Linked DNA regions of Mus musculus: all the other regions are linked to region 1. Evidence: chromatin loops called from intact Hi-C (ENCODE). Cell type or tissue: heart. All regions are shown on one strand. Each heading gives the region's core, and the rest is flanking DNA. Links, peaks and the distances in the headings are about the cores only. Region 1 has its middle 17 kb from the start of Nckap5los. Region 2 holds the start of Gm34765 (a long non-coding RNA gene). Region 3 holds the start of Bcdin3d (BCDIN3 domain containing).

Evidence for each region. Hi-C counts contacts between places; a loop is a spot of excess contacts. Peaks named below come from ENCODE experiments on the same cell type or tissue, not always from the same donor. Only the 100,000 strongest peaks of a DNase experiment are listed, where the experiment ranks them.
Region 2: a loop joins it to region 1, with 1.8 times the contacts of the local background. A loop is called at or near these places in 2 of 42 quality-filtered maps.
Region 3: it touches region 1 in a loop (8-fold over the local background); 33 of 42 quality-filtered maps call a loop at or near these places.

Annotation. Positions count from the first base shown.
Region 1 is chr15:99,410,275-99,420,758 of GRCm38, forward strand. No RefSeq gene overlaps it. Among named protein-coding and RNA genes, the nearest start is that of Nckap5los, 17 kb to the right of the region's middle. RefSeq lists an enhancer at 9,680-10,484. In heart, for the core only: CTCF peaks have their summits at 1,749, 5,708 (motif pointing left) and 6,461; DNase peaks (open chromatin) are centred at 6,197 and 6,847; H3K4me3 peaks cover 430 bases; H3K27ac peaks cover 1,908 bases.
Region 2 is chr15:99,591,462-99,601,945 of GRCm38, forward strand. Aqp5 (aquaporin 5) reads left to right here. Exons shown (of 4, transcript NM_009701.4): 1 at 1-173; 2 at 1,201-1,365; 3 at 1,785-1,868; 4 at 2,674-3,368. The coding sequence ends at 2,859. Gm34765 (a long non-coding RNA gene) reads right to left here and starts at 10,081. Exons shown (of 5, transcript XR_875660.2): 1 at 9,977-10,081; 2 at 5,828-5,970; 3 at 5,499-5,585. Aqp6 (aquaporin 6) reads left to right here and starts at 9,739. Exons shown (of 5, transcript NM_175087.5): 1 at 9,739-10,339. The coding sequence starts at 9,947. In heart, for the core only: CTCF peaks have their summits at 4,685 (motif pointing right), 4,884 and 5,130 (motif pointing right); DNase peaks (open chromatin) are centred at 4,710 and 5,050; H3K27me3 peaks cover 6,187 bases.
Region 3 is chr15:99,465,084-99,475,567 of GRCm38, forward strand. It overlaps Bcdin3d (BCDIN3 domain containing), which reads right to left and starts at 9,647. Exons shown (of 2, transcript NM_029236.2): 1 at 9,373-9,647; 2 at 5,001-5,996. The coding sequence starts at 9,609. The coding sequence ends at 5,376. In heart, for the core only: CTCF peaks have their summits at 4,217 (motif pointing left) and 6,162 (motif pointing left); DNase peaks (open chromatin) are centred at 4,158, 5,228, 5,578, 6,188 and 2 weaker places; H3K4me3 peaks cover 1,153 bases; H3K27ac peaks cover 2,378 bases.

The DNA of each region.
Region 1 (10,484 bases), core at 1,463-9,462:
GTGGTGGTGGCTGCTAAAGTTAGGATGTGCACCAGCCACGGGACTTGGGGCAGAGGGTTACTCACCCTGCAAGTACTTGTGTTCACTTCCGGTGGCTGGGCTCCTCCTCAGGAGCACCGGTGAGTGTGCGCCTGAGATGACTTCAGTCTGCTCACCCCGTTCAGCTGACACACAACCATGGTTAGCCGTAGTGTAGATTGTAGATTAGACCAGGGTGCCATGGAGGAGGGAGGGTACTTACAGAAAATGCTGAGAGTCTAACTCAAAGCCTACCTCCATGACACAGCTCACCACCATGGTCACACCTCCCAAACGGCTCCACCAAGGAAGGGCCAAGTGTTAGAATGTTCAAACCACCACAGGCTATCCCAGCTAAAGACCGCTGCTTTTCTCAACTAGGGAAAGGCGTATTTATCCTCGTGTGGGAGGGAGGCACAGAATGAGTCCCTGGAGCTGGCTTCAGTAAAATGCGCTGTGAGAGAGCCCTTTTCAGAATTGAAGTCCCTGGAGCAGTTTTAACTGCTGGGTGGATGCTGGGAATTGAACTTGGGGCCTCTACTGCAGACACATCTCTAGCACACTGGATTTGACTGCTTACAAATGGCAGACACTCCAAAGTGACTTGTAACTGCACCTGTGAGGCGGTTTATTTTGTTTTTAAACACCATTTCCTTCATTTTAACCATGTGAGTTTGCTTGGGGGTGGGGGGTGGGTGCAGGGTGAGGACCACAGCACAAGCTGGGGGGAAGTCAGAGGACTGCGGCAGCTTCTCCACTTTTCCATGGGTTCCAGGGATCTAACTTAGGTCTCTTTACCCAGTGAACATCTCATCACCCTGTTTTATGTAGTCTTAATAACCAGGGAAGGCCAGTGAGTTTACTAAAGCAGCCATTAACTTCCGGTGGCATACCAGGCGACACTGATGCCAGGGTCCCTGGTCTTGGTGTGTGCAGGCAATGCTGAAGAGAGTTGCAGAGACTGTCATCCTTTCTGCCCCGGGATTAATGTTGCCCTTTGAGCGAGAGGGAAAGGTACACCAATTTCAGCAAAATCTCTTCACCCCAGATCTTTGTAACTAGTATGAGCTACAAGAGCAAACACTCTTTTCACTGTACCTCCGTTAACATTCGCCTGAGGAGAATAAGTGGGAGCGTTGTCCAGCCAGAGCCAGAGGGAGGAAGCCAGGCTGCAGCGACGGATGCTTCTGCTCTGGAAAGATGATCCTAATGCAGTGTTTGGACTAGGGGTGTCAGTTCTCCCAGTGTGGAGATCTAGTAAGGTGATTCATTATGGACAGTCGTCGTCCAATAGCACAGGAGAGCTGCGTGAAAATATTACACGTTTAGGAGGCTCAGTGTGTCAGTGCAAGCAGGCTGCAGTTCACGTCCTCAGACCTCTTGGAAAAGTAGAATTGGCGGGGGCAGCTCCTGGGAGGCAGACGAGGAATCCCCGGACACACACACACTGGGGTTGAGATAGCATTGGGAGACAGTCCCGCTGGATCTGGGATGCTCATCTGAGATGAGTTAAGGCTGAATCCTGAAGGTTGGTTGAGTCAACGTGAGACAGAAGAGATAAGGAAAGGCAGTGGAACGTAGGCTGCGGCTAAGGAAATGAAATGAAGCAAGGCGCATGCGCGCGCGCACACACCTCAGCCTGGCAAGCACAGGTTTTGCAGGCTTTAGAACAGCTGGAAATGGGAATTAGGGTTATAATTAGTAAGTAGGCCATCGCTTACGAAGGCCTCCAGTGGGAGGCACTAACGAGTAGACTTTCCTGCAGGCAACTGAGGGATCCAAAAGCCAGAAAAAGGTTAGGCTTGAATTTCTACCCTGAGGACTGGCAGGCTAAAGGCCGTGTTTCTCGGACTCCCTGTTTCCGGCTGGAATGAATCAGACCTGTCTGCATTGATGCTGAGAAGTCTGTGACAAGAGATGCAGGAAATGAGCCTGGGATGCTCCATCCGAAGCAAGCTCAGCAGCCCCGCCACCGCCCCCAACCTCCCCCTAGTAGAGGTAGGGGCCAGCTTAGGCTCCATAATGAACTTTTGTTTTGTTTTGTTTTTTGTTGAGACAGGGTTTCTCTGTATATCTCTGGCTGTCCTGGAACTCACTTTGTAGACCAGGCTGGCCTCGAACTCAGAAATCCACCTGACTCTGCTTCCCAAGTGCTGGGATTAAAGGCTTGCGCCACCACTACCCGACCATAATGAACTCTTTATCAAAGACAAGTGGTATCAGTCAAGAGGACTCCAAGGCAAACCTAGGGAAATGAGGCTCGCTCAACAGGGAACAATTTAACGATCACTAAGAATTATAATGGAAAAAAACAACTAAAAAAAATTGTTTTTTGTTTTTATTCATTTGTTTTGGGTTTTTGAGACAGGACGACCTCATTCTCGCTCTATGCTCACAACGGGATGACGGCATTCTGCCTGTCTTATTTTACTTCATTTTACATTTAGTTTATGTATATGAATATTTTGCCAGTATGTATGTATGTGTGTGCACCATTTACGTATCCGGTATCAATGGATGTCACTAGAGGCCACTGGAAACACTAGGAACTGGATTTACTTGCTCAATAGCCTAGGGTGGCCTTGATCTTCTGACGCTCCAGCCCGCACCTCCCAAGCATTTGCCACTCTCTCATCCCGCTTTATTGGTGCTGCAGTTTGAACCTGGAGCTCTCTACCAACAGAACTACATCCTCAGCCACAGCATGGTGCATGTGGATCGTTTTTATTTGTTAGTGTGTGTGTGCGCGCGCGCGCGCGTGCACGCGCATGTTTGATATGTCTGTCAATTTAAACGTGACAGGAGCTTCGCCGTGCTGAGCCATTTCACAGGCCCATTTCGTTTGCTATACTCTTAAAATACTGACCACCTTTGGAGGAACCTAGCAACCAGCCACTCTAAGTACCCGGAAAGGGAAACAGCATTTTAGCCTTCCTTTTCTATTCTAACTTTATTTTGGGCATGCATGGGCAAGTATTTCCCTCCACAGAGATATCCTCACCGAGGGATGAAGGAATTATCCATATTAATGTATCCTTAATTTGAAAACCTGTCTGAAGATAGGTGATGGTAGCAGGCGCTAGTGTCATCTTAATAGAAACAATGTAACATTATGCACCCCCAGGCAGAGCAGTTAACACTGGCGATAAGTTTGTTGCTGGAGCCCGCTGAGGAGTCACCATAAGTGAAGTCACCGCCCTCCTGAAAGTAAGTTTATGGAGGAGAAGTTATCATTGAAGGTGGCAGACATGTACAGGGAATGCTAAGGAGCTTCGCTCCCCTTATGATTCCTGTGACTGGTGAGTGGGTGGAGGCAGGAACTCCTGGGCAACAGAATAGCATTGGAACTAACCGCAATCACACAGGAAACAGCGTCACCACCTTAGAAGCCTTGGAAAGAGTCTAAACAATGGCTGCTCAGCAGAGATGCCCACCTCCCTCCCTGTCTAGACTGTGAATTAATGAATTAATTAATTAAAGGGCCTGTCTGACTGTGAATTGGGTCATGGACATCTTTTTTTTTTTAAGATTTATTTATTAATATATGTAAGTACACTGTAGCTGTCTTCAGACACTCCAGAAGAGGGAGTCAGATCTCATTACGGATGGTTGTGAGCCACCATGGGGTTGCTGGGATTTGAACTCTGGACCTTCGGAAGAGCAGTCAGGTGCTCTTACCCACTGAGCCATCTCACCAGGTCCCATGGACATCTTCTTATGAAACCTTTTGCTAAATAAACTTTTGTGATACTCAGAAGAAAAAAAAAAAGTTTGTCATTTTGTTTTGTGAATAAGAAATCTGGATCACGGGAAGTTCTAAAGTTTAAGGACCATTTACGGGAACATTCAGTACCTCTTAGTGCTCTGCTTCATCCAGAGGATGTAACAAGTAAAACCAGGAACACCGCGGTGTGCTGTGGAGACACGACACGCTCAGCAGTCGCTAGCATTTCCTTCTGCTCCAGAAGACCAGGGCTCCTTTCTACCATCACTGTCCAGCACTCACAATACAGTTCCCATAGCTCTGACGCCCTCTTCGGGTCTCTGTGGGCACTGTACTCATGTACACCCACCCACACACAAATACACAGATACACATAATTAAAAACAAGAAAATATGCCAGGTGGTGGAGGCCTTTAAGCCCAGCACTCAGGAGGCAGAGGCAGGAGGATCTCTGTGAGTTCAAGAACAGCATGTTCTACAGAGCGAGTTCCAGGACAACCAGAGCTACACAGAAAAACTCTGTCTCAAAATAAATAAATAAAATAAAATAAAATAAAATAAATGTAAAGGCACTTAGTGGGACACTAAGAAAGCTGGGGGCATTGGACATGTGTTTGGTGGCAGAGCACCTGCCTAAGATGCCCGGGGTGAGGCTGAAGGCTTGACCTCCAGTATATTATGTGATATGACTTGTTGTTTTATTTTTTAGATTTATTTATTTATTATATGTAAGTACACTGTAGCTGTCTTCAGACACTCCAGAAGAGGGCATCAGATCTCATTACGGGTGGTTGTGAGCCACCATGTGGTTGCTGGGATTTGAACTCCGGACCTTCGGAAGAGCAGTCGGGTGCTCTTACCCACTGAGCCATCTCACCAGCCCATGACTTGGTTTTACAATGTAGACACATACTGTGATATAATTTATCTGTCAATTAAAATTAATTTTAGGGTCTGGAATGGAGTTCAGTGGTATAACCCTTGCCTAGGCTGTGTAATACCCTGATTTCAATTTTGCACTGAAAAACATTAAAATAATTTTAAAAACAAAATTTTAGCCAGATCTGGTTGCTTATGCCTGTAACCAAAGCATTGAGGCAGGTAATTCAGAGGAACTGCCAGGAGCTTGGGGCCATCCTGAGCTATTCAGTAAGGTCTATGCTAGCCTGAATTGTAAATCCAGCACTTGGGAGGTGGAGGGAGGCCAGAGATTAGGAGCAAGGCCAGTCTAGGTGTCATGGTAAATTAGCTCATCAAACACTGGGGAGATGTAAATTAAAGCAGGCATAAAATATGGATAGAACATACATATAATATATATGAATTTATTACACAAATACATATATGTAATACATGTATATAATGTGTGTATAATATATATGTGTGTGTGTAAGTGTACATATATACATATATGTAGATATTGATAACACTGAGTGCTGCTGGAAGTGTGGAGGAACATGCCCCTCACTGGTGACAGGAGGATGGTGCAGCCTCTGCAGCACTATTTGGCAGCTTCTTATAAACTCAAATTTAAATTAGACCTTGAACTCAGGTCCTCTGCAAGAGCAGTGTGTTCTTTTAACTGCTGAGTTATCTCTCTAACTCTTCTCTTCTCTTTTCTTTTCTTTTCTTTTCTTTTCTTTTCTTTTCTTCCTCTCTCTCTCTCTCTCTCTCTCTCTCTCTCTCTCTCTCTCTCTCTCTCTCTCTTATATTAGTGCTCTTATCTGCATGTCAGAAGAGGGCGTCAGATCCCATCACAGATGGATGCCAGTCACCATGTAGTTGCTGGGATTTGAACTCAGGACCTCTGGAAGAGTAGTCAGTGCTCTTAACCACTGAGCAACCTTTCCAGCCACTCCAGTTCCTTATTTTCATTTTGATACAAAGTCTCATATAGACCAGGCTAGCCTCAAACTCACTATGTAGCTAAGGATGACTTTGAACTTCTGATCTTCCTGCCCCCTTCTGGCCAGTTCTGGAATTACAGGCACTTGCCACCTCATCTCGGTTTTTTTTTTTTTTTTATGCAGGGTTGGAAACTGAACCCAGGTCAGGCTTTGTGCATTTTAGGCAGGGGTTCTACCTCGTGAACACAGCTCCAGTTTTAGTTCTAATTAGCCCCAAACTGGGAACAATTCAGTTATTCTTCCATTGTTGACTGAATAAACCATCTGCACATCTTCAGTGTGGAAATTAACCATGTCATACGCAACAACTCAGATGCGTCCGAAGGCATTTCTGTCCTGTGGTTTCCAGAAAGTGAGGGCACTTGGGAGGGGAAAGCAGAGGGACAGAATCTCACCACTTGAGCCCCCTCCCCCCCCCACCCCCCATACACACGCTGGTCCACAACGCCATTCACATTCAGTGTCCACTACAGGCTGCCCGGTGCTTCCCACCTATTGGGTGCCCTGTGAATGTTTGTTGTAGACTCGACAGGGATGAAGGACAGATATGGGCTGGTCACCCGCTGATGTCATGCCTTCACGAGAGTTTGCTCAGAGTAGTTCAGCTGCCTTGACAGCCCGTCTACGTTGAAACTGGTAGTAGGAAATGTGTCTCCCGGAAAGCAAGGCTGATGGGGAGAACTGGCAGGGATGGACAGGGTATTCATATTCTCTGGCTTCACCCAAGGCTTACCAAAGCTGTCAAGAGGTGGAGGACACCCTGTATTTCTTCTTATAGCCACACGAGGGCAGTGTAGCCCCGCAAACCGTGAAGCTGCCTCCCATGCGCCATCTACTGGCAACATTTTCTCAAGTGGAGGGAAAGGAGTTTTTTTTTGTTTGTTTGTTTGGTTTTTTTTTTTTTCTTGCTTAAAGAATGAAAGGCTTGATATGGCAACCCAACACTTTCAGACATGGAGAGGCCACAGTAGGGACAGGAAGATTGTCATGAACTCAAGGCTATCCTCAGCTACATAGTGAGACGCTGTTTCAAAACAAAACAAAACAAAACAAACAAAAGATAAATTTAATTTCTTGATGGCTCTTCCACCCTAAGACTCTAGCTGCTTTCCCTCGGCCCACACAGTTGCTCCTCCTCCACATATCACTTTGAGATACCCCACCCCCACTCCACCCCACCCCCCACGCTCCCCTTGACAGCTCTTACCTCTGCCTCATTTCATTGGCATGAGATGGGCAAGACTCCACCGCTAACAACACACCTCATCCTTCTGGCTCACCACCCAGTCTCTCCTCACCCGCACTTTGCTTGTTGGGGTGATGGATGAGGGTGGGGTGGGTAGGGTGGGAGCCCAGCCTAAGCTTTCTTTTCTTCCATCCTCTCCTTCTTCATTTTTTCTTTTCTTTTCTTTTCTTTTCTTTTCTTTTCTTTTCTTTTCTTTTCTTTTCTTCTCTTCTCTTCTCTTCTCTTCTCTTCTCTTCTCTTTTTCTTTCCTTCTTTCTTCTTCTTTCCTTCCCTTTCTTTCTTTCTTTCTTTCTTTCTTTCTTTCTTTCCTTCTTTCTTTCTTTCCTTCTTTCTTTCTTTCTTTCCTTCCTTCCTTCCTTCCTTCCTTCTTTCTTTCTTTTTTTTTTTTCTGAGACAGGGTTTCTCTGTGTAGCCCTGGCTGTCCTGGAACTCACTTTGTAGACCAGGCTGGCCTTGAACTCAGAAATCTGCTTGCCTCTGCCTCCTGAGTGCTGGGATTAAAGGCTTGTTCCATCACGCCCGGCTTCCTTCTTCATTTTTCAAACTCAGGACTTTGTTGCTAAACAAACGTCCTACCACTGAGTGACTACCCCAATATGTGTGTGTGTGTGTGTGTGTGTGTGTGTGTGCTCCTCGTGGGTGTAGGTGCTTAGAGAGGCTAGAGGTGTCAGATTCCCCAGAGATGGAGTCATCCAGCGTGTGTACCAGACTTACTGAGTCTCCTGGAAGAGACTCTTCAGTCTGCACTACTGACCCAGCTCTCGGGCCCTGGTGGTAGGTGGGGCGGGGTGGGGTGGGGCGGGGTCTTGCTCTGGCTTTGTAGTTGTGGCTGGCTTGGAACTCTCCGTCCTCTCACTTCAGTCCCCCCAGTGTTATCTGGTGTCGTTTTGAGTGTGCTCTGGAGCCGGCGTGTCTGGGCTTGAATCACGGCTGATCTATACACAGGCTTTAACGTTTTAAACGTTCTGGCTCTCCCTACCCTATCAGACCCGGGTAACAGGATCACCCACATGAAGAGGTTGTATAGAGGATTAGCTGAGTATCCACACACATGGCCGCCCGAGGTAGTGCTGGCGCACTGTCAAGGGTGAGTGTTCTTATGTATTATCCCTGGAGCCAGAGATCACCGCCACTGGCCCTCCACTCGCCACCCCAGTTCCCCCATCAGCAATGCTTCCCTTGGGTTAAGCCTACAACTTTCCTTTTCTCGACCTGAAACCAGTGTGTGCCCCTGCTATACTCTCTCACAAAAACCCATTTTCTCTGAAGTCTGGTGTCAGAGACGCCCATCCTCCGTCCTCCACTGGCTCCAGCCCCGTGAAGATGGGATGGAAGTATCCCCAAAACTCCATCTGTGGTGACCCCCCCACATCCTCTACCCTTAAGGGATGAAATCAAAGGCTTAAAGTGTCTGCTGGGCAAACTGTAAACATGGCTGCCCCTGAGGTGGCAGAGTGACAAGATGATACCACACTGGAAACATTCACACAAGCCATCGCTTCAGAAACACAACTTAGTGATACACACCTGTGAGCCTCACACTGGTGAAGCAGAGGCAGGGGAATGGCAAGTCTGAGTCAGGCCTGAGCTACATAGCACGACTGTGTCTCAAAAAACTAATAAGCATCCAAACTAAAGTCTTAAAAATACTAAGACCACATTACTTTCTTTTCTCTTTTGGACAGGGTCTTACTGTGTAGCCCTGACTGTCCTGGAACTTGTGAGGTAGACCAGGGATTAGAGGTGTAGACCACCACAGCCCTGGAACTCACTCTGTAGACCAGGCTGGCCTCGAACTCAGAAATCTGCCTGCCTCTGCCTCCCAAGTGCTGGGATTAAAAGTGTGCACCACTATGCCTGGCTTCTATATATTTCTTATAAATATATATTATATTTTTTATTTAGATATTATTTATTTTATGTGAGTACACTGTCACTGTCTTCACAAACCAGAAGAGGACATCAGACCCCATTACGGATGGTTGTGAGCCACAGTGTGGTTGCTGCGAGAATTGAACTCAGGACCTCTGGAAGAGCAATGCTCTTAACCACTGAGCCATCCATCTGTCCAGCCCCATATATTCTTATAAAACATATATACTTACATATTTTATTTTAATTAAATATATTTATGTGTGAGCAAGTACGTAGCACACAGAAGTCAGAGGACAACCGATGGCTGTCTGCTCTCTCCTTCCACCATGTGGGCCTGGAGAAGTGAGTCAGGCTTGGTGGCAAGGGCCTTTTACCCCTGAGTCTGTACAGGGGTCTGACTGTTTTTGAAACAGGGTCTTCTGTAGCTGAGGCTACTACATTCTGCAGCTCAGGAAGGCCTGGCCTCCTGCCTCCCAGATGCTGATGCCAAAGTGTCAACACCTCACACCTGGCTTCCAAAAGACCATTTCTTTCTTTTTTGTTTTTGTTTTTTGTTTTTTTTTTTGGAAACAGGGTTTCTTTGTGTAGGCCTGGCTGTCCTAGAACTCACCCTGAAGACCAGGCTGTCCTAGAACTCATAGATCTGCCTGCCTCTGCCTCCTAAGTGCTAGCACGCTGGGCCTTGCTTTCTTCTTATGACAATCTATTATTGAACCTGCGATTTACCATTTGACCCAACTGGCTACTTATCAAGTCCTGATATCCACCTGGCTTGGCCCCCTCCCCCACCCCCAAGTGCTGAGGTTATAGACACACACCTTCAAGCCTGGCTTTTATGTAGGTGCCAGCTATTTGAAACTAGGGTTCATGTTCCCACAAGCAAGAACCGTACCCTGAAACTGGACAGAGGGCTGTGAATCAACCCAGATTTGTAGGTCTTTAATAATTAAAACGTTTTTAAAAAGCTGGTCCCCGGGGCTGGAGAGATGGCTCAGTGGTTAAGAGCACTGACTGCTCTTCCGAGCCAAAGGTCCTGAGTTCAAACCCCAGCAACATGGTGGCTCACAACCATCCTAATGAGATCTGACTCCCTCTTCTGGTGTGTCTGAAGACAGCTACAGTGTACTTAGATATAATAATAAATAAATCTTTAAAAAACAGCTGGTCCCCTTCCCTAAAATCACAGACGACCCCACAAGTACTTACCGTGAACTTTTGGCTTTAAGAGATTTATTTATACACTTGAATTACCCCAGAGAATAAGGGCGGGGATCTAGAGCTGGGGTTTGCTACAGAGCATGTTTTCTTTTTTTAAACTTTTTTTTTTAAAGGAAACAAAACATACTATTTGTGGGGGGGAAAAGTAGAAAAAAGGAAATAAAATAAACCCCTGGCAGCCTTAGAGAGGCTATTTTTTTTTTCTTTTTCTTTGTGTGTGTGGGTGTCGCGGAGGGAGGGGTGGGGGCGGGGGGCTTCCTGCAAAAGGAGAGGTGCCAGTGTGCGGAGCCCGCCTCTTTCCCGCCTTTTGGCTTTGGCCTTTTGGGGGAGGGCAGCTGTCTGGCAGTCTGAACTTCCTGTGTTTGGGAAACCCGGCTGAGGTCTTACATGAACATTCGCCCATTGTTCTTGAGGAGAGTGAGGTCACAGTAACTTTACAAGCAGCTGTTGCAAACCGAGACACCAAGTGTTCTGCCCCAGCCATGATCAAGGAGGT
Region 2 (10,484 bases), core at 814-8,813, 180 kb after region 1:
GTGGTGGCCACATCAATCCGGCCATTACTCTGGCCCTCTTAATAGGCAACCAGATCTCTCTGCTCCGAGCCATCTTCTACGTGGCAGCCCAGCTGGTGGGTGCCATTGCTGGAGCAGGCATCCTGTACTGGTTGGCGCCAGGCAATGCCCGGGGTAACCTGGCCGTCAATGCGGTGAGTGTCCACCAGACTGTGGAGGGATGGGCAGGGACCCTGGGGACATTTCAGACCAGACCTTCCATGCTCCTCCATCTTGAGAATGGGTACAACCAAAACACCAGGGCATAACTTAGCCAGTAAGAGCAGGCTGACCAACCTCCTGGCCAACCTCAGTGCTCCCGGGTCCTGGCTTCTCTTCACATTCTCCCTCATCTACCCCTCCCTCTCCTATGCTGCATTCCCTGGCCTAACTCCCCAGGGCCGCCAAAACATCCCTTCCATCTCTAATCTCACCTGTGACTTCTTTCTTGTGACCCCCCTTGGTGGTGTAGTTTTAAGGGACCCACCAAGGAGCCATGGATAGTGATGGATGGAGGTCTGGAGCAACCGTGATCTCCCTGGGCTTCCAGTTTACTACCCATGACATGGAGGTGATCAGAGCACAGCCAGTGCCCTGGGGATTACACTTAGAAGCCATGATGTGATGCACCCCCAGTGCTGGCTCCCCCTTTTGTAACCCCTGCTCCTGCCCCCCTGCTGTCTCTCCATCTTTGCAGCCCTAGATTCAGCCCCCTGTCCCATGTGAACTGGGCTCATTAATCAAACACAGAGGAGGATTTTCTCGGCCATTGTCAAGCTGTGAGTCAGACACACTGGAGAGACGGGTTTGAAGTTGGCACCGGCAGCGGGTCAGGCATGGATAGGAGGCCAGGGGCTGTTTGCAGTAGGCAAACTGGGCAGCTGCCCACAGGAGGGAGGGTAAATGCCAGCTCATGGGGGCTGGGGATTGGGCAGAGCCGTTGACACGATGGCACCCAGGAAAACTTGCTGACACCCTACCCTCTGGCTACAGGCCTGAGCTTCAAGCTTGCGCACACTGAAGTGCAGTTTCTCCAACAAATCGCCTGTCTGGATCATGCAGGGGACTTGACTTCCAAGAGCTCAGGCTCTAGGTGTCCTTGAAGACCAGAACCTTACTTGTCTAGCCTGTCACCGAGCCTGAAGGCTGCTAGCAGGGTCCTAACCCAGCTCTTCCTTGCAGCTCAGCAACAACACAACACCAGGCAAGGCCGTGGTGGTGGAGTTAATCTTGACTTTCCAGCTGGCCCTCTGCATCTTCTCCTCCACGGACTCCCGCCGCACCAGCCCGGTGGGCTCCCCAGCCTTATCCATTGGCTTGTCGGTCACACTGGGCCATCTTGTGGGGGTGAGTAGTGCTGGCACAAACCGGGGTGTCATGGAGATGAACAGTGGAACCCCAGAATGCCAGCTCCTCCAGATAGATAAGACCCGATAGAGTTTAAGATCTGGTCTTGGGTATCTAAGCTGTAGCCTTACTGGACTCTAGGTTTGATGTTGCCCATCCCCCCCCAAGACCCTCCATGGACTGAGAAGCTGAGTAAGTGGAAGGGAGGGCGAGCACAGAGACTCAAGCCAGAGCAGGTGCTTAAGAAATGTGGTTTGGTGGGCAGCTGGGCTGCGTGGGCAGTCAGCATCCTAGGGACTGAGAAACCTGGATTTGAGGTGTGGCTGGTTCCCACACTGTGTGACCCTGAGAGAGAGTCAGAATTCTGTGGGAGTGGAAGGGATGGCACCCTCCTCACCGTGACCCCCCTATCTACCCAGATCTACTTCACCGGCTGTTCCATGAACCCAGCCCGATCTTTCGGCCCTGCGGTGGTCATGAATCGGTTCAGCCCCTCTCACTGGGTGAGTGCGGGCCTTCCCCCGGCTCCTGAAAACACGGCAGCGTACTGAACTGAAAATCCAGAATTGACTGGACATTCTGGGTGTTGTCGGACCAGATCTTGGGGGTTGGACAGAGAATGTCTTTAGAAGTACATGGGAGTGGGGGTGGGGTCTGTGTTAATCTGAGGACTTTGTCTGCCCCTCTGTGTATCTGTCCTCTGATGCTGTATTTATTTGTCCCTATGAAGATATTGGGGCTTGTTCTTCTGGGACTGTACCCCTTGACAGCGTCTCCATGTGTTAGCCAAGCTTGAAGCTACATCAGGGGGTCTGTGTTAATCTGAGGACTTTGTCTGCCCCTCTGTGTATCTGTCCTCTGATGCTGTATTTATTTGTCCCTATGGAGATATTGGGGCTTGTTCTTCTGGGACTGTACCCCTGGACAGTGTCTCCATGTGCTAGCCAAGCTTGAAGCTCCAAAAAGGATGGTAGAGCCTTGCTGGGCCCTGCATTTTGGAAGACACATGTTTTGGAGGCTCTGTCTGTCTCCTTAGAAAACTCACTTGCCTCTCTTTGGGGTGGGATTGGGAATCCTGTCTCTCCTGGGCTCTGCCTGCCTCCTTAGAGGGTCTGTGGTCCATGACCTTGTCAGTAAGGACTGGTTCACAGTAATCAGCCCCGGAGATGAAAGACACCGTTCCTTCTGGAGGCCTGGAGATCTATGCGTCCATTTCCTTTCAGGGTCCATGGGGTCTGTGCTCTGGTGGGGAAGATCATGGTCCCTGAGCCCTGAGGCTCCTCCTCTGATCTAACTCTGTCTTCACAGGTCTTCTGGGTAGGACCGATCGTGGGGGCCGTCCTGGCTGCAATCCTCTACTTCTACTTGCTTTTCCCCTCCTCGCTGAGCCTCCACGACCGTGTGGCTGTGGTCAAAGGCACATATGAGCCAGAGGAGGACTGGGAAGATCATAGAGAGGAGCGGAAGAAGACCATCGAGCTGACGGCACACTGACCGGCACCGGGCAGGGGCCAGTCCCTCAGCCCCTGGACCACTGGAGAAAAGGAAGACGAAGAGTTTGGAGCACCTCTCCCTAGCATCCTCTCAGCTGGAGAGGCAGCATTGGATCCCCATGCCGCACACGGGGATGGGATGGGAGCAGAAGCCCATGATGGGACACTTGGGTGTGGGCCAGGGACAGGGCCTCTTTGGAATTAGGCAGAACGACTGCCACAGCTCAGACCTCAGAGATTGTGAAGGCAGTGCCAAGCTCACAGCAGTTCAGGACCATCCCAGAAAGGGGTGATAGCCCTGTTTATCTCTCCAACCCAGTATCTCATGTGCCAAAGCCTTCCCCCAGGTAGACAGAGGGGACATTGCCTGAGAGCTCTTCAGGAGAGAGATAGATGGTTCGTCGAGTGCCATCTTATTTATTTCTGGTTAAGATGGGGCGGAGGATGGGGGGGACGCTGCTGGTATTCGGGTTGGGCGTTTCCCAATAAACCACCAATCTTCATATTGTGCCTTCATCTCCCTCCAAAAGCCTCTTGGGACAGTGGCCAGTCACATCTCCCACTTGCGATGTCACACCCTCACTCATGCTCACTTGAGACTACCAAGAAAACCAGGAGACAAGACCTCAGAAAAGGAAGAAAAGCTGAAGCTCAGGAAGGCTGAGAGGACCGGAGAGCTGGCAGGAGGAGAGATCAAATGTAGAGACCGAAGGATACAGAAACAGCACAAGAGACCCGGAGAGGGCCAAGGGCTAGGAATAGGGTCCACGTCAGAGTCACGCGTCCCTCCCAACCATCCCTTCAGCTATGTCAAGTCCGCCACTTGAGGAGCACCTGAGTGTGCCAGGCGGAGTGGAGAAGTGAGCCAGCCACAGCTCCTTGGGATTCCTAAGGGATGACTGGCCAGAGCTTCCCAAGAGTCCTCACCCGGAGCTTCCTTTTCTGGGTCTCCTGGTGTTGCCAAGAGGCAGTGTGCAGGGGGCGGGGGTGGGGGGAGGATGTTCAGACATTCACAACATTACCCAGCTCCTTCCCAGGTCACTTTTGCCCTTTGGGGGTAGGGAGTGGTCCATCACACCCTCCTCCCCTCCTGTCCTGTTCTTGCCTGCTTCTCCGGGAGGAGTGGGAACCAGATGAGGTAAGGCTGAGGTGCTTGGTTTTGACTGCCTCGCTGTGAGAAACAGGGTAAGGACACAAGACCGCGCAGTTCCCAGAGTCCTGGTTAAGGAGCCCAGAGCGGAAACTAGCCGCTGGCATCCAAGTCTTTTTTGTTTGCTTGTTTTGAAAGACAAGGGTTCTCTGTGTAGTCCTGTCCTGGAACTTGCTTTGTTGACCAGGCTGGCCTTAAACTCAGAGATCTGCCTGCTTCTGCCCCTCAAGTGCTGGGACTAAAGGCTGAGCCACCACTGACCAACCTTGCTGCAACTGGAATGATGGACCCTTATGTTGGTATTTATCTGCCACATGGGTTGCCTTGAGGAGAAAATGAAGCAGTGAATGGAGGGTTAGACACTAGTAAGGACAGCACCTCTGAGAGACGGGTGAGCAGGTCTGCTCTCCAGACACTGCCTGAGTCCGCTGCTCCTCGGCAAATCCTCTCCCTCGCTCCTCAGCTTTGCCTCAGAAGAGTAGGAGGGAACAAGAGTGGGAAGAAACTGCAGACCCAGGTTGGGAGGCTGAACCACTCAGCCCTCCTTCAAAACATCCCGGGGTGGAAAGGCAGAGGAACACTAGATCCAAGCCTACCTGCCCCACTGGCTTCATTGGAAAATCAAGCAACGAGATGGGGGTGGAGAAGGAACTTGCCCTGCTGGCTGCAAGCGCCAGTTCCAGCCAGCAGGGGGCAGACTCGTCCACCAAATCCATACTGAAGCTTTTTCTGGGACTGGGCTCTGGCCAGGCAAGGATGGGGTTCTTCAAGATTACAAGGGTGTCTCGGGCTTAGGTTCCCGAGGCCACCAGGGAGCAGCTTCTCACTAGCCCACTCACTTCACTACCCAGGAGAAGGCTTAGAAGAGAACAAAGCTTCACTCCTCCTTTCAGACAGCTCTGATTTGCATACCCCACTCTAATGGACCCCCAAGGGGTGTGTGACAGGGTGCACAGGGAGCCTACGAGAGACTGATCCTCAGCAGGGGTGGGGCATCTAGCCAGAGGGAGTTACCAACAGGTCTGCAGCTTCCTGCAGGTGACATTTTCCTTGCTGTTGGGTGAGGATACAACCAGGGCTTAGGGCTGGTAGGTTGCAGTGATTGGGCTGTTTGGCCAGCAGGGGGCACTGCGCACCTGCATGTAATGGTTCCTGGACTGACAAAGACCTATGCCAGCACACACACTAATCCTGAATGCCTCTGGGGCTCCAAGCTGTGGCACTGGCTGTCAACTGTGCTTGGGGAGGTTATATCTTCCCTGTGTGTTCCTCTTCTCTCAGCAAGGGCATGCTCATTCCAGGTGTGTCCTAGTGGCGCCCCACCCCCCCACCCCGCCCCCGCCCCTTTGGCCACCACTCACCCTCAAAGAGCCAGGCCAGGCCACATGTGTTCTCCAGCACACCTGTATGAAGCCATACCCAGTCACACATGCTCTGCCAGCTCTCTGAGACACTTTTCCGCCTGAAGATAGAGTGTAGGAAGAACTCACATTCTCCATTTGAAGGCAGTCCCTCCTCCGCAATCTATGCCTCCCTCCGAAGCTGCCAGTTTCCATCAGGGCTGGACAGACAAGGCGCTGGGATAGATGGAAGAGGGTGAGAACTAAACGTGGGCAGGGTGGGCAGAAGGGAACTGGTTAGATGGTTGGGCTGGAGAAAGGATTTGAGGGAGGATCGGATCTCAGCTCAGCCCCCTCCCTGGTCAACAAGAGCATCTATCCGACCTGACCTTGCAGCCTACCAGTGTTTGGTGAGAGTGGGGGGGGGGGGAGTAACTCTGAGCTCCTCTCTTCCCTTTGTTCTCTCTTGCTGGCCTCACCTCCCTAGGGCTGAGAAGGCTCCATCCATCGGAGGGGACATCCATCGGAGCAGCCAGGTGTGGGGCTGGGACAAAAGGCTTCTGAGCTCTAAGCTTGGCACTAGAGTCAGGAACGTCTGGGTCCAGGAAAATGCTGGTTGGGGCTGGAAAAACAGGAACTGGACAATGACTGCCTGCCCTTAGTGGGTAAAAGACCTTGTCCCAGGCTAAGCAGGATCCAAGGAGGCTGTGTCCTATGTGGTCTTGAAAGAAGCCATTTCTGCACTAGGAGCCTTTTGCCTCAGAAACCAGAGCAAGGCTGCTGCAGGGAGCACTTGGCCCTGACCTGCCACGGAGGTCAAGACCCTTCCCCTTCCCGCTAATCTTCACTGCTGTGCCCTGGAGGCGAACCTGATAGCGGTTCTGACTAAAGGCACTTACCAGGTGTCTGCAGCTGCTTCTCCCAACACATGGGCACAAAACAATACCTGTTTTACCAGCAAGGTGCTGAGATCACAGAGGCCAAGCAGTAGGTGAGGGGCGCAGTACACAAGCTCCCATTTGTCTTACCCAAAGCTTTCCACACAGGAACCATGCTGTTGGAACATGCCCCAAGCCAGGCTAGGGGGCTGTGGTAAACGCCCTTCCTTTTATTGGGCTCAACCCAGGAGAAGGCAGAGAAGCAGGCCCCTCGGATGCCCTCATCTGCGGCTCAAGCCTGCTTTCTCTATGTAGCTCTGATTCTGCTGGGAAGGAGCACAAGGCTTCACAGGAGAACTGGACTGAAGGAGAGAGGCAGGAGAAATGCCCTCTCCTGTGTGGAGGAGACTCAAAAGCTCATTTAGAGACACTGTGAGTGTTTGGCCCTCTGTAGTAAAGAGGTCAGGGTGGAGATGGGGGGTGGGCAGGAGGAAGTAGTCTCTCCTGGCAGGTTGGACATAGACGTTCAGACTTGAACCTGAGGTAATGGGGAGCCCCTGAAGCTTTGGTGGGCAGTGGGGTCACATGACCAGTGTGGCATTTTGGAAGGATCTCTGACATAAGAGAAAGGTCACCTCTGTTTAGCACCATGGGCAGCTGGGTAGGGTATGGGCCATGGTTGAGCTGTCAGATGGGAGAAGGCTTGGCTTTCTGAGTACGATGAGGGGAACTCAGAGGGAGCAAGGAGTTTGGGAGGAGTGTGGAAGTCTGAGGGATGGGGGAAACAGGCAGAGGGATGGCTCAGGGAGAGAGACACCTGTGTCAAGCCTGACAGACAGACGACCTGGGTTCAATCCCTAGGACCCACATGGTAGAAGGAAACAACTGACTCCTGAAATGACCTCTGAAATTAGATGTGCACATACTCATAGACACACAATAAAATGAAAATGTAAATAATAGTAATAGTTTTTAAGAATGGGAAAGGGGGCTGGAGAGATGGCACAGCAGTTCAGAGCACTGACTGCTCTTCCAGAGGTCCTGAGTTCAATTCCCAGCATCCACAAGGTGGCTCACAACCATGTGAAATGGAATCTGGTGCCCTCTTCCGGTGTGTCTGAAGACAGCGACAGTGTACTCATATACATAAAAATAAATAAAATCTTTAAAAAAATAAAATAAAATAATTTTTTTTAAAAAAAGGATGGGAGTATGGTGGCGGCACAATCATTAGTCCCAGCACTCGGGAGGCAGAGGCAGGCAGATCTCTGAGTTTGAGGCCAGCCTGGTGTACAGAGTGAGTAACAGGACAGCCAGGGCTACACAGAGAAACCCTGTCTCAAAAAAAAAACAAACAAACAAACAAACAAACAAACAGAAACAAAATCAAACCAAAAAGAACAAGCAAACAAACAAAAAAGGAAGAGAAGGACCTAGGGCCAGCAGAACTGTGGGAAGATTAACGAGCAGAGCTTGGTCTCCTGAGGCCGGAGTGGGGGGGAAGCCTGGTGCGTGCCTGTCCCCAGCAGATTCAGCCTAGGGGTCAAGGGTGTATTTATTGTCCAGCATAAATGAGCCTGGAACTGACTCTAAGCTGAGGTCTCCACCAATCCTGAGCATCCAGCGTTATATCAGTAGGAGGCTGGGGGAGGCGGGAATGACACTCGCAGATGAGACGACAGAGACCTCCCGTTACAGCTGAGCCTGTGCGGCCTCCAGTCCCACCAGCTGGGCCTGGCAACACAGTCCGGGGGCAGAGAGGTGTGGATGAGAATGATAATGGGCAGCAGAGGGGAAGGGGAGGGGCAGTAGGGCACTGGCAAGAGCATGCTGTGCCCAGTAAGAAACCAAGGGTTCCTCTGAGGAGAGCAAGGGAAATCCAGGACAGACTGGGAGAGGGAGGGGTCTGACTGTGACTGCGATGGGGAGGGTACAGTAGAGCCCGTGGTCCAGAATTGGAGCTTTCCCTTGAAGATGTCAGAGGGTTTGGTCCTACGAGGGGGCAGGAGGGCAGCCGTAGAAATAGCGGAATGAGATTGAAACCAACCACACAGTCACCTGCTCTCATTACTGGGTCTCTCTCGTAGGCAGTCTCTGTGCAGGACACTATATATAGAACAAAATGTGATTCCTCCCCCTGAGGGCTGATCACCTTGTTTGGGAGACATAGTAACACCGTGGCAGGAGTGTGCTGACTTGTACATGGAAAGGCTTTAGGTATGGCGGCAACACACAGAGATGGCCTTAGGACAGAGCAGGTGGCGCTGGAAGCTGTCCTCCAGGATGGGTTAAGAGGTTCAGGCGAAGAGTACAGAAGGCTCTCCATGAAGGGGTGGGGGTGGGGGTGGAGATGGCAGGATGTTCATCCCAGGATGCCAGGGGACAAAGGAAGAAGGACGAGGGAGGCAGGAGGAATGGGGCCCCACAGGACCTTGTCATTCTGGCTTAGACCTCCAAAGAGGGTGGCAGAGACTGCAGCAGGACAGCAGCCGGCTGAGCACTGCTTTAAAAAACAAAACAAAACAAAGCATCATTCAGACCGCAGTGTGGAGGACTGAGGAGGGCAAAGTGAGGGCGGACCGGCTAAAGGCTGCACGGTGAGGAGGAGAGCCCAGCCGGGACCACTCGGGATTCAAAACTAGCAGAGTTCGATGCCTTCCTCTGGAAAGGGGTCAAAGACACTTCTTGGGTGCCACCAACTGCGCTGGAGAGAAGTGTGGGAGACAGGGAGGGTGGCATTTGGGGACAGACTCTGTTTGAGGAGCCTGCAGTTAACCAGGTGCAGCCAGGGTTAGGGCAGGATGCAGGTATTGCTTGGGCAGCTCCACAGAGGGAACACCTCTGTTTGAGAAATCTGATGCTACTGGGGAAGAGGCACGGTGACACTTTAGGATGACATAGCTATATAAGTAGATAACCCATCTGATGTAATAAATCATGGGGGTGGGGGGCTCTGAGAACAAGGTCCCGAAGGGAGGCAGAGAGGCAGGAAGTGAGGGAAAAAGCACAGGGGATCCCCCACCGGCGGACAGCAGAACTGTTCGGGCCACATGCAGCAGCTATCATGGTTTGAGCATCCGTGTGGTGAACCCCAGCTCCTTTCCACACCACCAGGACCACATCCTCAATCAAGTTGATTGCCCGTGCCTGAGACCTGGATGCCATGTTTTACGGGGGAATGGTGGAAAGAACTTAATTTCGCACCTGGGCTTATGGGGCACAGAATACACCCCACCATTTAAGAAGAAGAGACTAGGCAATTAGCACACAGGCACCCCTGCAGCAGGCCTTGGATGTGGGTTTCTCCATGATCTTGCTGGTCTCTAAGCTGACATTAGGGATCTGACTTCCACTCCCCAAGTCCCCAAGTCCCAGGCTAGACTTCTTTTGGCAGCCAGTCCCGGGAGGTTCCAGCTCAGTGCCCAGTGTTCCTCCTTACTGGCCTGGCCCCCTCCTGTCAGGTGAGCCCCGAGCTGGAACAGACACGTGAGCACTCTGAACCTCCCACCCCCAGACACGCACAATGCCATCAGCTGGCTCCCCATGAATCTGAGCAGCTTGTTTCTAAGGCCAGCAGTGTGCTGGGGGCACCTTAGCTGGCTGGGGAAGCTGCCACAGAAAGGGAGGCCAGGAGAGCTGGGGAGGGGTCAAGAGACCTGAGGGAACAGAACGAATCAGGGAGAAGAGGCAGCAGACCTGAAGGCAAGCAGGTGACAAGACATGGAGCCAGGGCTGTGTAGCAGGGCTTACCTTCTGGTTGGCGGGCTTTGGACCGCCATCAGCAAGGCGCTTTTTGCTGAGTTCCTGGCCACGGGGCTGTACGTTTTCTTTGGTGTGGGCTCTGTTCTGCCCTGGCCTGTGGCGCTTCCCTCTGTGCTCCAGATCGCCATCACCTTCAATCTGGCCACAGCCACAGCCGTGCAGATCTCCTGGAAGACCAGCGGGGCCCACGCCAACCCTGCTGTGACCCTGGCCTACCTCGTGGGATCCCATATCTCTCTGCCTCGGGCTATGGCCTATATCGCTGCGCAGCTGGCTGGGGCCACAGCTGGGGCTGCTCTTCTTTACGGGGTAACTCCAGGAGGTATTCGAGAGACCCTTGGGGTCAACGTGGTAGGTGCAAAGAGGCCCAGTCATGTGGCAGATGATAGGGCACCTGAGGGAGTCAGATGGTCACGGTGGGAGGCCAGACAGGAGGAAACAATGTAGCTATTCTGAGCTGCCCCGGGTTCCTCTCCCATTTAAGCATTCACCTAGG
Region 3 (10,484 bases), core at 1,185-9,184, 55 kb after region 1:
CTGTTTATTGTAACGGAGTTGCACATGCCATTGTGTTTCAGATCAAGCATGTGTGGCTATGAGGGCGCTTTCAGGAGTTAGTTCTCTTTGAGTTCTGGGGCTCAGACTCGGGCTATTAGGCTTGGTGGCTTGCTGAGCTGGCTTGTCTGCCCTAGTTTGTTTTTTGAGCTAGAATCTCACTGTGTAGCTCAGGCTAGCCCTGGAGCCACTGCCCCACCTCCTGAGCACTGCAGTTGTCTACTCTTAAAACAAAACAAAACAAAACAAAACAAAACAAAACAAAAAACCAAACAGGACCTTTTCTCTTCCATTCCTCTTTGACATAGGCTCTGGCTATGTAGCCCAGGCTGTCCTGCAGTCCACAAATTTGAAAGCCTCCTTAGTCTTCCGAGTGCTGAGATTATGGGCGTGCACCACATCCAACCAAAAGTAGAAGTTTTAGTTTTCTTTTTTCTTTTTCCTTTTTGGTTTTCGAGACATGGTTTTTCTGTGTAGCCCTGGCTGTCCTGGAACTAACTCTGTAGACCAGGCTGGCCTCAAACTCAGAGATCTGCCTGCCTCTGCCTCCCAAATGCTGGGATTAAAGGCGTGCACCACCACTGCCTGACCAGCAGCAGCAGCTTACCATTCTTATCTTGGAGGCTGGGAACTCTACGTAGACCAGGTTAGACTCAAGCTCAGAGGAATCTACCTGCCTTTGCCTCCCAAGTATATGGGCCACTAGTTGTTGCAGTGTTGTTTTTGTTTTTAATATTTATTTTTAATGTGTTTTATGTAAATAGATGTTTGCTTGCATATACGTCTTGCACATCACAAGAGGACATTGGAACCCCTGGGTATAGATGGTTGTGAGCCACCATGCTTGTGCCGGGACTTGAACGTAGGACCCCAGAAGGGCAGCCAGTGCTCTTAAATCCCTGAGCCGTCTCCCCAGCCTCCTTATCATCAGGTAAGAGACAACAACACACTCTAGAAGCCTGTCAGCACTGTTCTAATCCAAAGATGGACTCGGTTTTTATTTGTGACGTCATTAACGAGATTGAGCAGGCTTCCAGTCGGGCTTTGCAGTTCACACTGTAACCTTAGCATCTGGGAGAAGGAAGCAGGAGGGTTGCCAATAAGGTCAAGGTCACAAGGCCCTGCCTCAAAATAAACATCACCCCCAGAGTTGAGCTGCCTTTCTGTTCTCTCTCCTTTCTTTCTCCCTCCCTCCTTCCCGTCATTATTTTATGTATATGAGTACACTCTAGTTGTCTTCAGATACACCCACCAGAAGAGGGCATCACAGATGGTTGTGAGCCACCATGTGGTTGCTGGGAACTGATCTCAGGATCTCCCCTCCTCCCCTTTTTTTAAACATTTTGAGACAAGTCTCTCTATGTAGTCCTAGCTGTCCTGGAACTCATTATGTAAAACAGGCTGTCCCTGAACTCACACAGATCCACCTGCCTCTGCCTCCCAGTGCTGGGATTAACGGCGTTATTTAAAATAATTTTAGCTGGTTCTCATGAAATTGTTCTCTCCCTCTTTAGTCAGATACATTGCTTTCTGCCTGTGGCTTCTGAGTATTTTCTTGTGTGGACAGGACTCCAAACTTTCCAGTTGCTTCTGTTCTGACGCCTGCCCGTTAGGAGCGCATCCTGAGTGTTCTGTGCCGTGGGCTCTGGCCACATGGTCCCTTCCTCCAGGCTCACGGGGACTGTCCCTTGCCCACCACTCCACGTCCTTTCAGTACCGTCTCACCTCGCATCCCCTGAGAGTCTCCTTCCTGTGTGCGCTGCAGGGGACGGGTTTCCCTTTCTGAAGCTCTGTGATCCTGTTAGCCGGCATCTGCTTTTGGATACAGGGTCTGGATGGACACAGTGTGGGCTGGCCTGGAGCTCATGCTGTCCCCAGACTCAGCCTCCCAAGTGCTGAGGTCACACCCAGCTCATGATTTTGTAAATGTTAAAGTATATCCAGGCTCATTTTCTCTGTCTGTCGTGAGCCCTAAAAAGGTTCAATGTACTTGGTGCAGGGGCCTTAGTTATGCTGGTTTGACATAAAGATGACATTGTCATGGTCTTCGAGGCTCTCCTGGGGGATTGAACAGTCACTGTCTACTTGGTTCCAGGGCCTCATCTTTATGAGCACTAATTGCACATTTTTAAAAATATTATTTATTTATTATATGTAAGTACACTATAGCTGTCTTAGACACTCCAGAAGAGGCATCCAATTTCGTTACAGATGGTTGTGAGCCACCATGTGGTTGCTGGGATTTGAACTTAGGACCTTTGGAAGAGCAGTCGGTGCTCTTAACCCCTGAGCCATCTCTCCAGCCCCCCCTAATTGCACATTTTCTTCTGGCAGCCACACGGACTGTAATGAAGTTCAACAAATGGTTCCTCCTACCCAACTATTCAGTAGCTCGCCACTAGCAAACAGGTTGGACTCAGACCTGAAGGCTTTCATGGTTGACTTGTTCTCAATTGCACGTGTGGAGGTGTAGCCCCTGCATATCCTTTGGTCACTGGGGCCATTTTCTGCCATTGGGTTGTTTGGGACATCTGCGCATGGTGGCACATGCTTTTAATCCCAGCGCTCTGGAGGCAGAAGCAGTGGAGTGGATCTCTGTGGGTTGGGGTCCAGTCTGGCCTAAAGTCAGTTCCAGGACAGCCAGGGCTACAGAAACAAAGCCAAAACCAAAACAGTTGTTTGGACCTGGCTCCATTTGAGACCTTTTGAGCCAGTCCTGCAGTAAGCAGCTCCTATGAGTACTGTTTTCTCTCTGTAACAAATCACTAGCTTGCTTTGAAACAATGTAGCTTACGTTTACAATCCCAGCCAGAAACGGAGGATTACAGTATCTGTGCTGAGTGCCTTCTAGAGAATCAGGAGGGATGTGTTCCCTTGTCTGCATTCCTCAGTTTGCAGTCCTTCCTCGTTACCATCCAAACTTCTGTTACTACAACTACTGTGGCTAGATCTCCTTCTGCCTCCCTTTTAAAAGAGATCCCAGCTACCCGCCCTGTCTCAGGATCTTTAATTACATCGTCAAAGCCCCTTCTGCTGTCGGGATGGTATGAGGGAGTCAGTTATACAGCCTGTCATGGTGTTAAATATAGCCGCTGCACAGCCTTGGTGAAGGGTGAAGAGAGCTGGGCAGAGCCACAAGGTGCAGAGAACATGGAGACTTAGCTCTGTCTCCCACTGCAATCAATCTGAGACCGCCCAACGCTGGCCTCTTTTCCCATCCTTCCATTCCCACTGTCTCCTAACCCTGATTTAAAATGTTTGGTGGCCCTCAAACTGAACATGGCAACACTTCCTTATCCTGGGGGAAAAAAAAAGGTAATTCAGTAAGATTTGCATTTTTTTTTTGCGGTTCTCCTGTCTGTCTTAACTAAGCACGCGGTTTCGGCCTGTGCCGTGTTGACCGAGCACCGTCACCAAGTAACAGCACCCTTGTTCTTGGTTAATGCATTCTTCCATAAAGTTCTTGCTTATCCTTCAGCTCTTCTGGGCTTAGGAAGGGGAGGGCGCTGTCTCGGTTGTAAAAGTATGCGTGAGGGCAGGCAAGAGACAGATCAGAAGGAAGTACCGCCACACGGACAGACAGATGGACGCTGTGAACGGGATTTACACGCTACTGAAGGATTTGCTGGGCTTTGCGCCTCTTTCAGCATGGGGAGTGTAAAGATGCCAACTGAAGTTCCTAGGGTGTGCAATAAATAAATGCCACAGTGGGGCCGAGGTTAGGCGTGGAAGTGGGGTTAGTTTGCTTTTGGGATGTGAGGTGATATATCATTAAGATGCCTAATAACTACTTCAGAGGGAATTATGATTACAGAACAGGAAAATATTGGCCCAGAACCCTGGGAGTGGGCTACCAGTATATTTAGGAGCCAGTAGGGTGTAGATACATGAAATGATCAGAAATAGAAGGCCTTTCTCCAGGAGGCTAGACAGAATCCTAAGCTGTCAAAAGTATTGTCTCGTCCACTTGTGTCAGAATCAAGATGCTTGCTAAAAACAGGACCTTCACTGTGAATGTACTTAATGCCATAGGACTGTATACTTAAAAATGGCCAGCATGCGGGCTGGAGAGATGGCTCAGTAGCCAACAGCACTGGCTGCTCTTGAAGGATCAGGAGTACAAGAACCCACGTGGTAGTGACTCACAGCCATCTGTTAACTCCGGTCCCAGGGAATCTGATGCCCTCTTCTGGTCTCTTTGGGAACTGCATGCACATGGAGCATAGATATTCATACAGGCAAAACAAAATACACAGGAAATATATAAACTAAGACAGCCAAGGCTACATAGATACCTTGTCTTAAAAGACAAACAAATAAACAAAAAGTCCCCAAAAATCATAAAAAGGAAAACACAATAGAATCAGGCTGGGGATGCAGCCCACTGGCAGAGTGATTGCAGAGTGTCTGCAGGGTCCAGCCCTGTGCCTGATCCTTAGTCCCTGAAAATCAGAGAGGGGGAGGGGGAAAGAGAGAAGGAAAATGAGATTACTGAGCTGTACTGCAGACCCAAATTGCTATCTACCTCAGGGTTCATAATTTAAATTTTACTTTATTGTGGGGGATGAGAAGACTAGGGATCAAATTTTGCAAGAATTTGGTAAATACTCTGCGATTAAGCTTTACCCAAGCCATAAATATCTGTTGTCATTACTTTCTATTTTATTTTATTTAAAGACAGGGACTCATGTAGCCCAGGCTGGCCTTAAACTCCTGATCCTCCTGCCCCTGCCTGCCAAGTGCCTAGATTACAGGCATCCACCACTACGCCCAGCTTCTAGTATCTGTAAGTACTGTGCCAAGGCCTGTCTGGCTCTAGATATCTGCTTGACTGGCCATTTCCTGTAGCCAGGCCAGCACCTCATTATACACGAAGATCTCATTGTGAGGCTTTACCTCAAGGCAGGTCCTGTATCCCCAGAAAATGCCAGAAGAAACCAGATCAGATTTTAAGGAGAGCAAAGAAACGACACAGCCTTTTTCGTTCTTTCTTTTTTTAATAAATAACCCCTTAGAGCTGGAGATGAGGTTTGGTGTTAGACTCGCTGCCGAGCACACCCGATACCCTAATGCTTCTCAGGAAACAAATCAACTTCCCAAAGAGCAGTTTCACTCCTCAAGAACATACTCTCCGTCCAGCTGCCTCGTTCACTGTCCCGCGAACTCATTCCCGTGGGAGCTATTCCAAACAACAGGGAACACGGACTGTGCCTTTCAGCCGCTTGCTTCAGACACTTTGCCAAAAGCCCCTGCCAGGTCTCAAGGCTGCCTGATGTCTCTGGGATCCAAACTCGATTCTCCGTGTTAAAGCTCCACGGTATCTCTTTACTGGTGTGTGTCCCGTGGCCTTCGGAATCTTAATCTGTCCGTGTCTCTTTTGTTGACGATTCGGGGATTGCCTGAGTCTCGTGGGTGTGCTTTGCTCTGAAGAGCAGAAGGCTTCGGTCCCAACTGGTGTTGCCGAAACAGCACGCTAACTCCATCCCGTGGTCCTGCGTCAAGATCCGCACGATCTGCTTGGCCATGTCACCTCGGATGGCCAGCGAGCGGAAGTGATCAAAACTGTGGAGTCCCAGCTTGCGCAGGCGCCTTGCAGCTGCCCGGTAACACTTCCAGGGTTGTGGCTCCACGAGGAGGTAGCTGCAGAGAGAGGAGACGTGGGCCAGGAACTCGCACAGACCACGGTCCCCGTGGTTCAGATGAATCCACATGGTTACTGACATGCAGAAGACCATGTCAAAAACGGAACGCCCAAACTGGCTCAAGAAAGAACTCAAGGGAACCTTCCTGCTCTCTTGATCCATGATGTCCAGGGTGATAAAGGTCAAAGCCTCAGGGAAGGGACAGTCTCTTTCAGCCCTCTCCACAAGGACTGGATCTATATCACAGCAGAGGATGCGGAGTTCTCTGGATGCACCGGAGCAGGTCTCCCCATCGCGAGGGGAAAGGAAATGTTTGTACAGAGCCACACTCAGATCCTAGAGGAATCCAAAAGAGCCTTGTCATTGCAGCTCTCTAACAGTGCGTGGAAAAGAAACCTCTCATCCTTTGAGACCGCCACTGACCTCTGCCTGTACCGGAAGTGAGGCTCTTAACATAATAATCTAGAGAGGATATTTTTTTTCATGAGCAGACTCTTAGCGCCCCCTAGGGGCTGCGAGCTATAATGCACCCACCCTGTACCCTACATTCAGTTTTTACCTTTTCTTTTTCTTCCTTCCTTCCTTCCTTTCTTTTTAAATCAGTCTTAAGTGGCTCAACTCAAACTCATGTAGCCGAGGATAGCCCTGAACTCCTGATTTCCCTACCCGTGCCTGGCTACCTGGACCCTGACCCTGACAACAGATTGAGTTGTACAGTTGAAAGTTATAAACCAAACGATATGACAAAGGCCAGCAAAGAGCTCAGGGCAGTGTTTCCCAGCTTAAACAATATATTGGCATATTCTATTCATTATCCCTTTCTGGGTGTCTCATATCCAAAGGAAAGTACTCCGGAAGTGTGAGTGGTGTCCCTCGTCGGGAAGCTGGGGAATAAAGCAGTACCTGGTAAAAACCTGTTTTCTCGGAGTCGGCAAAGTCTGGGCTCTAGGAAGCTCTCACCCGGCCTTGCCTCTACCGTGTGAGCTTGCACCGCCTCCTGAAACCGCCTCTGCCTTTGAAGCCACCACTCTTAAAAGTCTCTGTGAGTCTTTCTAGCCGGGAGTGTGATGATCTGATCTGGCCACCCATCTTAGCACGCTTCTGACTCTCAAACGAGACACCACCTCTTCCCTCTAACTGTAACTAATTCAAACACGTGGTTTTGTGCAGTCTCTGTCACCTCTGCAACTTCTCACGCGGGTGAAGAACACACATGGCGGGAACCACTCGGCTGTTCAAGTGTGAACGAGTCATTCATTCATGGCAACGGGGTATTAGCAATAACAGCATAAAACTGAGGAGCTTGGCTTGATACACCCAAGTAGTGGTGGCACACGCCTTTAATCCCAGCACTTGGGAGGCAGAGGCAGGCGGATTTCTGAGTTCGAGGCCAGCCTGGTCTACAGAGTGAGTTCCAGGACTACACAGACAAACTCTGTCTCAAAAAACAACAACAAAAAAAAAAACCAAAAACTTTCAAAGACATACTGCTGAAGAGGAAAATCAAGTAGATGGCAAGTTTCCTCCTTTTTTGTTTTTTGTTTTTGTTTTTTAAATAAGTCTATGTAGACCAGACTGGTCTCTTAACAGTTTGGGATCTCCCAGCTTCAGCCTCCCAAATGCTGGTATTACTGTCAGACAAGTTTTCCTTTATACAAAATCCCAAAGTGGGAAAATTAAACCATATTGTTTAGGGTTAGAAAATGAGTAAGATTTAAAAAAATAAAAATAAATTTAAAAAATAAATTTAAAAATAAATTTAAAAAGAAAATGAGAATTATATAAACAAAAGCAAGACAATAACAGGCTAACTGTTGCCTGTGGGTGAAAGGGGCTTTTAAAATAGGAAACGACATATAAAGGTTTTTGGGGGCTGACGATGAGAGTGATCACAACGGTGTTTGCCTTATAACTTGTACAGTACAGACTTATGTTTTATGTACTTTCATGAAAGTATGGAATAATTCACATTAAACTCCACATTTTAAAAATTATGGATCAAGGTTATTTACTTAGTTAGCTAAAGTCACATGGACACTAATAATAAGACTTCGGCTACATAAAGTTCCTTTTATTCAAACCAGGCTTTTCTAACTATTTTTAAAAATTATCTTTTGTATGTGTATGCATGAGTCTTAGTGCTTACACATGCTAATATGTGTACGGATGCCCAGAGGGGCCAGAAGAGGACTTCTGCTCTGCTGAAATTAGAGTTCCAGGTGGTTGTGAGCTGCCCTCAAGGATGCTGGGAATGGAACTTAGGTCCTCTGAAAGAACAGCGCTCTGAAGAATGGAGCTGAGTTCCTAGAACCCCTTCTAACTTAACAATACACAAGTTACCTCCGGGGTCATCTTAAAATACAGATGCTGGCTAAGTAGACGGGGGTGGGGGTGGGGTAGGCTGAGATTCTGTGTGTCTAACAAACTGCACAGTCACACTAACTTTGTTCAAAGTCACAGTTGAAGGCACAAGGACCCACACCACGCCACTAAATTTCCTCCTACCCTGATTTGCTTCCCTCCTATCGGACTCTGTTTTTGAGGCCGGCATGGTCTCCATATTGAGGGCAGAGAGAACTTGTGTAAAACAAAAATGAGTGGATAAATGCGTAAATAAATAAATGTTCAAAAGTAAACTTGAGAACAACTGCCTTAGTCAATTGCAACCGTGTCCTTTCTACTGTGGCTCTGTATATACTGTTTACAATTTTAAAATCTTTTTTTTAAAAATGTTTTTCTTTTCTGTTTTTCTGCTGGTTTCCTATACCACGGTGACACGTTTACAGGGACACACACCCAGCTGGTTACTGTAGTCTATAACCAAAAGCTCTCCTCAACTGAGACCCTCAAAGGTCTTCACCACCCACCAATGTCTCTTTTTTGTCGTTTTTGGAAACATGGTCTTAGTAGCCTAGGCTAGCTTCAGACTTGTGGGAATGCTTGTCTTCTGAGAGCTAGAATTACACGTGGGCAAAAGGTCTATCCCTGGACTCTGGTGATGGAATGTGGAGCGAATGGCGGAGGGTCCTAACCATTTGTAATGTTGGATAAAACTGCCCGCTTCACTGGGACATCCACTAACTAGCTACAAATAGGCGAGACTGTTATTTCCTTATTTTTGCTGCGGTTTGACTCTAATCATTACATGTCTGAAAACACTCTGCGGTGGGAAAGGTGGTTAAGGCTTCCTCCTCTGGCCGGATGATCTATTTTCTTTCTTGATCCCTCTCTACTGTTCACCGTTGTACTCTGTTAGCACAAGTAAATAAGGATCTGGCTCCAGGTCTGTCTTGCACTGTATATCTACAGCCTTAAGTTTCAGCCGTGATTACGTCACCCTGGCTCTTATCTTTTAGGAATCAGGATTCCCAGATTTTTTGGGGGGGGGAAGGGAAGGGGATCCCCGTTCCCCAGCCAAGAAGACCAGCAAAGCAAGAGAGGAGGCAAACGCCGGAAGTCCAGATCAGACGGTCCTCCTCCCCAGCGGTCTGGCGGGAATTTTTGGAATGAGTTGTGGATTGCTCAAAATTCCTCACTCGGCCGTGGGGCCCCAAAGGGAGGGCTGGGACGTGCACGTGTCTGTCAAGGCTATACTTTAAAAGCCCACTCTGGGCTTTGAGTTTTGATGCCACGCCCAGGCCAGCACCACGGAGGACGCGGAGGCTGACCATCGCTGGGCTCCCGGCGCTCCGATCCCTGCCGCGTCACTCACCCCGGAGTTACACCCCACGTCGAGCCCTAGGATCGGCCTCTTCTCGGGACCCTCGGGAGGGAAGAGCTGCCGAAGAAGCTCCGGGGGCAGAAGGCGGAGCCTTTGCTCGGGAGGGTGGAAGCGGGAATAATGAGGGAAATTTCCGAACGGGGCGGCCCCGGGTTCCAGAGCCCCCGGATGCTCTTCCTCCACAGCCTCTCCAACGCCCCCTCTTGACAATGTCCCGTCTGCGGCCATCACGCTCTGTCCCTCGGTTGGGGCGGAACCGGAAGTCTGGAGCCCGCGGAGGGAGGGGGCGAGCGCAGCGCCAGCGCGCATGCGCCTAGGGTAGAGGTCTGAAAGAAGGTGAGTTTAGGTAGGTGAGAAGACCCCAGTGCCTAGTCGGGGCTTTCGGTATCCTATTGGAGGCCGTGATCGTCCCCTCTTACTTAACGGACTTGCCCAACTTGAGTTGAACCTTGGGCCACTGACCAAAGCAAGGAGTTTGTGGGGGTCTTGAAAGTGAAGTTGGTCCAAGTTTCTTTCTTTTCAGATACACAAAGTGAGCTGTAAGGAAGGGGGATTCCTTGTCTGGGGAGTATGTGTGTGTGTGGGGCCTGTGACGGGGTCACACAACAATGCACTGACACAGGAACTTGAGCCTGGTTTAGAAAACGTAGCTGGAAGCTCTAGAACACTTAAGGTGCCACAAGGGGACCGACAGACATAGTAACTATAGACTTCATTCCAGAGGATGGAGTTGCTACATTGATACTTTTCAGCTGTGAACCTCCTATATTTATCATAAATCCTGGCGCACGGTTGTTCAGTAAATACTTGTTGAATGAAAACTGTACAAGATGCAAGTGACTAAGCCGTATCTGTTTGGGGGAAGAAAGAAAATGGGAGAACAGAGTTAAATTGAAAGAGATGTGTTGAGATAAACTTAAGACCAAAAGTGGGCCGAACTCTGTAAAAATGGTTCAATCAGGAAATGCTTGCTGGGTAAGCTCGTGGACCTGAGTTCGGATCCCAAACACCCACATAAAAAGCAGGGTGTAATGGTGTATGCCTGTAATCCCAGACTAGCAGATCTCTGAAGTTTGCCGGCTAGCCAGCCTAGCTGCGTTGGT